Regions from separate parts of the Homo sapiens genome. Here region 1 is linked to region 2. The links are chromatin loops, found by intact Hi-C in ENCODE. Cell type or tissue: GM12878. All regions are shown on one strand. Each heading gives the region's core, and the rest is flanking DNA. Links, peaks and the distances in the headings are about the cores only.

Region 1 (4,803 bases), core at 1,462-3,961, 120 kb before region 2:
CATGAGCCTGCTATAGAATTTATAGGTGGCCACGTGGAGAAAGTTTACTTCAAGACAGGTGTCAAGAACAAGTTTAAATATTGCCTAAGCACACATGTATGGATTTGTCTGTTTCTGTTCTTTAATTGTCTGAGATTCCCTGCATAAGAAGAAGTTCTAGAGCTACAGTTGCTGGATATTAAGAGGATGCAGGTGACTGGTAGCATTTCTGTGTCTTGCGAGTGTCTGAGCTTCTGTGAGGGACATTTACTTGGCTTTTTCTGCCCACTGTGAACTGGTCTCAGAAGATCTTGGGTCTGAAGGCTTCTGATTCAATGGGATTCATTCTTACTTCTCCTGCTAATACTGATTGAAGAGTGCTTGGAAGTTACCAACCTGCAGAAAGTCTTGAAGGGGCAGAAGTAGGTGAAGCATTTGGGAGTGGATGCTTGCTCTCCTTATACCTCTTTATTTATCTCTGTTCTTAGAGAGATAAGTGTATAAAATGACAGGAAGCATCATTTTCTTCACCTTTCCTTATGACACGATGTGCTAAAGGGATTCTTACTGTATGAGTCATGTTGGTCAATGATCTTTAGTCTAACAGATCATAACTTGATAAGCGGGCAAATTATTGTTCAGTTTGGACTTCGTGTTTTGGATTAATGAGCATGTGTGCAAATCAATCAACTTATTTTCTTTCCAGGGAGGAATGTATAATATTAAATGCCTATGGGATGAAATGTGTGGGAAGCAACATAAGTGATGGAGTAAAAATCTATGGGCCCCAAATAGCAACACTTCTCTCTCTGTGCCCCTGGTCTGCCCTTCCCAGGCCAGGGCCTTCTGACAATGATAAGAAAGGGATAAGATGGTCTTGTCAGTGGCAAGCAGCCAAAATAAAAGCGAACTGAGTGATGAGAAAGACCAGGGCCAGCAACTGCTTTGCAGCAATAACCTCATGCAATTAAAGGCCTTCATAGAAATTTCAGTTTTAAAGTCCATTCCTGTATTCCAGTACTTCTGTAACCTGCAGAAAAATGACACATGCTTCTATAAAAAGAGAAAGATGGGTGTGGTAGGAAAATCCTGACAGAGGAATCAGAAAATCTGGGTTTTAATCCCACTTTTGTTATTTATTGTGTATTATTAGAGAAGTCACATCACCTCCATGAGCTCCAGTATTTTTCTCTGTAATATGAAGATAACATCCATTTACAGAACTTTTGTAAGCATTAAATATGTGTGCACTGCTTTGTAAAATAGAATGTCCTCAAAATCTTAAACATTCTATGTTCAATAACAATAATAATAGTAAAACCTGATTAAGAGCATCTTTGAGGCAGATATGGTCTTACTGAGCATGCAGATTAAGGAATCTCCATGTTCTCTTAGGCTGCCAATTTGTTTAGACCAAACATAAACACCAACACTCACTTCTTGAGAAGTTTAATCTCAACCTATCAGCCGTGTGAAAACCTCAGTTGAATATTGATATCATACTAGCTGTGTACACTTAACACGAGAACAGGGTTTTAAGGCAGTCATAGTATGACCACAAATATTCATCTTGATCAAGACCAGACAAAAGATATATTTGAAAACCAGTACAAATAAGATATATGAATTAAGAAAGATCCCCAATTTAGTTCATATGTCCAAAATAATGTCAAGAAACCATTGTGTGAAACCAAGTCCCAGAACTGCTCATATGTGCGTGTCATTCCAAGGCAAGAGCTCAGTTTGGACAAATCCCCAGATGGTTGGCATCATCTTCAATTTAGTTAAATTGCAGGATATATTGTTTCCAACAATTGGATTTCATGACCTCAATCTTGACGCAGTATAACTAAAATACAAGGAACGTTTTCAACATCATTAGATGCCCCAACCATATTTTGTACTTATAAGAACCACATTGGCCCCCTCAGCTACTGGCTGGGATTCATCTTTTATTGGAAATTATACTAAAAATAAAATAAATAAGGAAAGTTTCATTTTTTTCCCCCATGTGTGCTAGGTTGTGGCACATGTACTATGGTGATCCGATAGATTTCAGGGTCAGTGTAAGAATATATTTTTACATCCCTGGATTCAGTTTGGATAACCCTGGTAAAAAAAAAACTAGATACCCAAAAACTGAGATTAATCCTTTAAAAAATGTCAGTGTGTCTCCTACTTCAAGCATCATTTATCACCACTTTTTTAAAAATCTTTTCTACTCCCATAGTACCATCTATTAATAAGAACATGCCATGGTCTTAGAAGGAGGTTAAAATCAAATATTTTGCATTTGACATAAGACGCCCAGCTAAATAATAACTTTCCTCTTTTAACACATGGAGTTAATTTTGCGTCTCCTTGAGAGAAAGTTTGTTTTTCTTAGCTAGGCTTCTCTGTTTGGCCTTAGCATTTCTGTCACCAGCAGCCCCCTTCCCACCACCACTATTAAGCAGAAACTCCAGCCATGGCATTCAACAAAGAAGTGGCAAGCCTCCAAGAAATATATTTCCCACAAACACACAGCTGAGAACATTACAAACTGGGTAGGTCTGGTTTATGTTTGGTTCACCTCCGAATGTCTCAAGTAAAACTCAGTTGAATGGACCAGTGGCAATTGAGAAAAATCACTCGCGAACTCTGGGTTTACTGTTCCGACATGCCCCACGTGAGCTTTTGTCTTAGGTGATGCCTTATGGTTTGCTGACAGAGGACATCAAAGAATGGGGACCAGGCTGAGGACAATTTGCACCATCTTTAATCATCTGGCGAAAGCTCAAGAGGATTTGTTCAGATTCAGTGAAGTAAAAATCCTCCACTTCAGCACCTCGTTCAGACGATATGAGAACCAGATGGGTCTGTACACGCAGCCTGATTGCTACTGTCTGATGTAGACTATTGGAATTGTGTACATCTGTGCCATGGCATCAGGGAATGCCACAGCCCTTGCTTTTGCTTGGTAGACCACACTAGACCTTTTCTAATTAATGGAAGAACGAAAACATTCGTTCAAAAGGCACCTTGTCCTAGTCATTTGTAAATTCATTAGTTAATGAAACATTACATCAGGTTAGGACTTTACAGTTTACAAAGTACTTTCATTTCCTCATTTAATCCTTAAAATAACCTTGTGAAATACACAGGACTGTTGAAAGAGGCTGTGCAGTAGAGGAGAAAATCCAGTGTGCTACCATTTCTGCCTTTAAACGTTTGGTGTTAACTTATATACAGTCTAACGTTGAATTATAGCAAATTACAAAATATGTATGTGCCCCTGGACCATGTTTCCTCCTAAGGGGATTATCCTTCTCCACACATAATTTATGGGGCACTGATTGTCAGACCTTTCCATTGGCGTACTCATAACTGTACAGAAGAATGACTTTGTTTCGAGTGGGTGAAGGGTGAATATTTGGAAGAAAAGTTTGAATAGCAGGTTAAAATGCCATGTTGAGAAGTCACATTTAAAAAAAAACTTAAAATACCTCATCCATTTTGAAAAATATCTACATGCTTACTTTTGTTACCCAATTTTAGGCAAAACTGGCACACTAGAAAGAGAAGCCACATCTATATGCAATGCGTATCCCAGAAACTTCGATTATTTCATAATTGCTCAAACAAAAATATTTCCTTTATTCTTTTATATACCCTACAGATGTCCAGTGCTAATAATATTAGAGTAATATTGGGATAGATTTTTCCTCAGGTTGTTTGGCCCAGTGTTTTTAGTTAAGGTGACTGTGCTGACAATATGGCTATTGAAGTTATGGTTACCAGGCATCTCTGTGGAGAAAAACTATGTCTGCATGCTCTGATAATTTAGGGGCAATTTTTGTTAGGCTTGTCTCTCAGTTCCTCACAAGCAAATATGGTAACAATCCACCTCGGTTTCCAATTCCTTAGCCTACAGAATCAAGTCCAAATTCCTCTGCAAGGAAAACAAGGATCTTCATCATCTGGCCCTGCCCCTGTGTCTCTCTTCATCTTTGGCCACTTGTACTTTTCTCTCCTTCAGCACTTAAGTCCTTGTAGTCCCTAAACACACGAGCATTTCTCCATATCTACACTTTTGTCCATTTGCACATACCATTCTCTTCAACGTGCTTTTTCCCTGCTAATGAGAATAGAAAACTACTCATCCTTCAATGTTATCTCAAGCTTGACTTCTATTAATTGCATTTTAACCTCCTGGAGTGGACTGAGGTATCTTCTTTTATGCCTCCATTACACTTGTTAATCTCGCCGTGGTACCAACCATGATATATTTTACTGCCTGTCTGTCTGTCTCCTGAGTAGGTTATAAAATATTTGAAAGCAGGAGCTAAGGAGCCATCTGTCATGGTGTCTTACACAGAGCAAGCACTCAAGCGATTGTGGAAGAAATGAAGGATGGACCACATGACTCCACAGCAGTCATTTAAAAGTGGTTCTTGTCGATGTCACCCCAAAACAGCTGTAAAGAAAGAAAATATACCTTTTCTTTTCTTTCTTCTCTTTAAGTAACAAATTCTGTCATTTCAAAAATTATAATCTTAAATATAACATTCTTAAAAAGTGATTTGGCTATACTTTTTAGGTTTGCTAGAAGAACTATTTTGATGAAATGCCATCAGCAATGTCATAGAAGAGCAAAGGACAGTAAATGGCTTTACAAAACACTAAGTTATAGCAAGTCACAATATGCTAAGTTATCCATTAAGTGGTTTAATTGATAATGAGACTTATAGGTTAAAATAGAACAGGAGGAGAGGGAGTTGTAACAACTAACGTGGTATAAATAGTACGGGGTATTTTACTCAGATTATGACTTTCCTCATTCAT
Region 2 (4,803 bases), core at 784-3,283:
ACTTGTTAATTTTATGGCCATAATTGTAGTTATTTTCTTACATTATTTTTAATAATTTATTTCTTATAAACTTAATAGATAACACATAAAACATAATTCTTTTGTGCCATTAACTCTTTGCCTAAAACTTCCAACACTCTCAAGTAGTGTGATGATTGACTTTGATTGTCAACTTGATTGGATTAAGGGATACCCAGATAGCTGGTAAAATATTAATTGTTAATATATATATTAATTATTCTCGGTGCTATAGTAAGCACTAAGCCTGTCCCTCTTCTGCTGAAAGAGAAACCCCAGGTGGTTTGTCAATTGGTTAGAATAATTGGGTTGCTCCAAATGTGTCTGTGAAGGTGTTTCTGGAGGGTACTGGCATTTGAGTTGGTGAGTGAGTGAGAAGCCCGGCCCTCAGTGTGGGCAGGCACCATCCAACTGAAATATATTGGACTAAAAGGCTAGAGTCCCGATGGCACAAAAGGGTGGGAGAAGGGTGAATTCTTTCTCTCACTTCAAGAGACGGGAAACCCTTCTTCTCCTGTCCTTCAATGTAGGAACCCCAGGCTCTCTGCCTTCAGACTTCGGGATCTGCATCAGTGGCCCCCTGGGCTCTTGGACTGAGAGTTACGCCATATGCTTCCTTGGTTCTGAGGCCCTCAGACTTGCAGTGAGCCACACCATTTTCCCTGGTTCTCCAGCTTGCAGATGGTGTATCGGGGGACTTAGTCTCCATAATCTAGTGAGCCAATTCTCCTAATAAAGATCTTCTTATATCTCTCTCTATATATGCTATTAATAACGTCTCTGAGGAGAACTCTGACTAAAGAGGTAGATACTATTACTCTGCACATATTAGAGAGGAGGGAAGTGAGGTGCAGGTTCAATAACTTGCTGAAGGTCAGTCATAGATGCTAAGTGACAGCACCTGGGCATGAACTTTGCAGCCTGGTGAGAGTCCATGCTGTATTTCCTTAATAAATGAGTGAAGAAAACATCATGTTCTTTCTTCTCAGTGCAAATAAATTTTAGAAAATTATAGTCATTTTTACTTTACTTGCCACTTTAAAATACGCTCACTGCATTACAATACCTGGAATGCATATTTCTGAGGCATATATTGTTATTTCTCAGCAGTATTTTCACTTCAAGGGCCCACATGGGGAGTGGCTACATCAAAATCACATGACTCCTAGTAGGTGGTGGCAATCAGGAGGACTGAAAATTAAGACTAAGGAGTTCAGTTCCAAATTCATTCCTCCTTCTCATTCCCAGATAATCAGTTGTGAAATACCAGCAATAACTTATTACACTTTAACTTCATTTCAGCTCAACTTAGTCTGCTGAGTTTCTAAAGATGGCAGCAATCCTGGGTGGGTACCTATAGCGAATCACTCACACCAACACCATTTGAGAAGACAGGACCAGCGCGGGCAGTGTGAAGGCTAGTAAGAACAGTAGTCTGTGCCGGAGATTGTAAACTGGTGACTTCGGGCCAAGCATGGTGACTTCAGGCATATAGCTGTGTTTAGTTAAGCCAGCTGAGTGTTTCACTTTTTAAAAATTAGCTGCCAATGTTTAAAAATTCACACACATTCAGATTTCCTTCTTCTTAGGAAACATCAGACGATCTGGCAATCTTGGGTTCTCACTGCTAATGCCAACAATGGATTGGACCTGAAGGCAGCTGCCCTGTTGAGATGTGTCATTCATTCTTCAAGTCTGACTAGCCCTGACCACGCACCATTTTCTTGCAGCTCCCTGAATTGGCTTATTTTGTGTATTAACGGAACAATGATTAGCAGTCAAGTTTGTGATTCCTGCCTATGCAAAATTTTCTGTTCTTTAATCTTGTGAAAAAGAAATCTCTGTCACATGATTAATCAATTCCAGTGTTGCATGATTAGATTTCAGACTGAAAGCTGTGTAAGAAAGGGAAAAGAACTTGGACTTTGGAGTCAGGAAACTCTAGGTTCAAATTTAGACCCTGTAAATTATTCACGTATAACCACTGAAAAGTTTCTTTCTCTCTTTGACCATTGTTTTCTTCCTGTGTAAAGTATAAAAAAAGACCATGTGGCAGAGAACTATGAGTACATATCTGGCATCCAACAGATGCCAGGTTTCTTCAACCTTTGCTATGACAAGTGTCACTAAAGAATCTGGAAAAAGACTTTGACTTTATTCTCAACAATTTCGGTCTGATAAGGGGGACAGACTAGTGTCCCATTATCTACGATGTTAACTTTGATCACCTGCTTATTGTGGATTTTTGCCAGGTTTCGCCACTGTAAAGTTACTATTTCCCTTTTTGTGATTAGTAAATAATTTGTTGGGAGCTATTTAGAGACATTGCAAATACCTTATTCTTCTTCAACCTTTACCCAATAGTTTAAAGATTCATAAATGGTTTTTGCCTGAATAAATTATTATGATAGTGGCCAAAAAATACCTGACCCTGGTTTTGGAAGTCAGGGAGCATAATCAGTATTTTCCAAGAAAGAGCCTGGGAAGGCCTCCCCCCGCCACCCCCATCCCCCGGACTGCAGGACATCATTGTTGGTATCCCTGCAATGAAAGAAATCCATTCTGCTATTCATCTTACTTTAATGCCTTGGGACTGAGTCAGGGAAGGTGTCTTGTCCTCTACGTATGATGGGGTAGACAGGAAGACATGGGGTCTTTCATTTCTGTGGTTGGACATGGTGAACTGACTTTCGTGGAGAATACACATAGTCAGAAACTGCAAAAATGCAAGATGCATGTTGCACTGGCATACCTGCGTTACTCCTTTAGAAACAATGAGTGCCCCATTCATCTCTGATCACAACCATTCATCTCTGATCAGAACTTCCATCCATCACCCTCCCTCTCCCTCACATTGCCTTGGCCAAACTGGCCTCCTCACTGTTTCTCAAACAGGTTGTGCACATTTCTGCCTCAGGGCCTTTGCACTGGCTGTTTTAGCTGATGGGAATCCTTTTCTCTACATATCCACATGGCTCTTCCCTTACTTCCTTACAATCTTTCCTCATTTGAGAAAGGCCTACTTTGACTACTCATTTAAAATTGCAGCACTCTCTCTCTAGGATTCCTTTTATCCTGAATAATTTTTTTTTCGGCTGCTCTATAGATAGAGCTGGGCTATCCCATAGGCAGAGCAGCCTGGTTTTCTTCTATCATTGTAGAAAGCTATGTAAGTTACTTTCTATATTGTCTTGATTATTCCTAATCAGTCCCCACTAGAATGTTAGTTTCACAAAGGCTAAATTTTTGTTGTTGTTCAGTTTTGTCTAAGAGCTGGAACAGTGTTTTGTTGGGTAAATATTGTTGGATGAATGAATGAATGAATGGTAGTTTCTGCTTAAAGTTCAATGATGGGGCAGACTTCCAGTTGGTTATGAAATAGAAGAAGAAAAATTAAATGATCTAGGAGAGTGGGACTATTCTCTGGCAAGGTTGCCCATGAAGACATTTGGTCTGGGCACCTGAGCCCTGTGCACCTGCCTTTTTTTTTTTTTTTTGAGATGGACCCTCACTCTGTCACCAGGCTGGAGTGCAGTGGCCTGATCTCGGCTCACTGCAAACTCCACCTCCCAGGTTCAAGCGATTCTCCTGCCTCAGCCTCCCAAGTGGCTGGGATTACAGACGTCCACCACCATGCCTGGCTAATTTTTGTATTTTTAGTAGAGATGGGGTTTCACCGTGTTAGCCAGGATAGTCTCGATCTCCTGACCTCGTGATCTGCCCGCCTCAGGCTCCTAAAGTGTTGGGATTACAGGCGTGAGCCACCGTGCCCAGCTGCGCCACCGTGCCTGGCTGCACCTGCCTCATTTTTATCTGCACGGCAGTTCTCTCTGCTTTCCTGATGGGTGGGTGGAAGGTGCCCTGCCACTCTAACCCAACAGGTCCTGCACTCAGAGTGCTTAGAACTGCGACCTTTATCTCTCATTATACCACATGCCATAGATCCTGGCATCCAAAGGGAGTGTAGATTTCTCTGTTTTGCTTTCAAATCCCAAACCCCTGGCAGAGACTCCTTGCTTCTGCTTGAGTCAGCTGCCACATCCTATGCTCACCTAACTGCGAGGGAAAAGGAGATCTCAGGGCTGCCTGAGGCTACCCTGTGGTCGCATGCTTGTGACTAGTGACCTTGCAAAGGGAAGGAGAACCTGCCTTCTCCTCGGGAGCCCTTGACTTCAAACAGTTGGGTGCATGTTGCTTCTGTTCCCTTTATCACCCTGGCATTTTGTTCTAATTTGTCCCTTTCTCCTTTCACTCTTTTTCTGATCCCCACTCACACTGGTCTTTGTTCTTGAGGTTAAAAGAAGCTCAGGCCAGCTTGATGCTTCTCAATGGACTCCCAGGCACCAGGAACACGATTGAAGGCGCTGGCCAGGCTCTGTCTCTCAGTCTCTCTGATGTGATGTGGGGCTCCTCAGATGGTGTGGCTGATGGAGGCCCCAGCTTCCCCCTTGGTGGTCACTGGTCAGTTTTCACTCTGTCTCTTATGCAGTGTATTAACCCCAGGGGGCATTGCTCTCTGCAGCAGACAGTGGAAACAGCCTGTTGGGAACGAGGCTGCCCATCCAGCTCCTTCGATCTTCTGATAAAAGCAGACTGGGGCGCAGTCAGCAGCAGTCGGATTCCTTTAAAGACCTGCCTGCCTTGCCAAGAGAAGGGTTGTTTGTTCAGGTTTGCACTTGGCTGGCATAAAAGGCATTGCAGGGACTGGAGTAATGGTATTCTCTTGGGTCTTGTCCAGAGTAACTTTAGAAAATAATTGATGAGCACTTGTTATTTTCCCCAGCT

What was found. A loop is a pair of places that touch in the nucleus more often than their neighbours do. Peaks named below come from ENCODE experiments on the same cell type or tissue, not always from the same donor. Only the 100,000 strongest peaks of a DNase experiment are listed, where the experiment ranks them.
Region 1: a loop joins it to region 2, with 4 times the contacts of the local background. A loop is called at or near these places in 1 of 110 quality-filtered maps.

The regions. Positions count from the first base shown.
Region 1 is chr13:103,004,266-103,009,068 of GRCh38, forward strand. No RefSeq gene overlaps it. Among named protein-coding and RNA genes, the nearest start is that of SLC10A2, 60 kb to the right of the region's middle. In GM12878, for the core only: no CTCF peak of the experiment used is centred there; a DNase peak (open chromatin) is centred at 2,966; H3K27ac peaks cover 1,975 bases.
Region 2 is chr13:103,129,046-103,133,848 of GRCh38, forward strand. No RefSeq gene overlaps it. Among named protein-coding and RNA genes, the nearest start is that of SLC10A2, 65 kb to the left of the region's middle. In GM12878, for the core only: no CTCF peak of the experiment used is centred there; a DNase peak (open chromatin) is centred at 1,936; H3K4me3 peaks cover 502 bases; H3K27ac peaks cover 998 bases.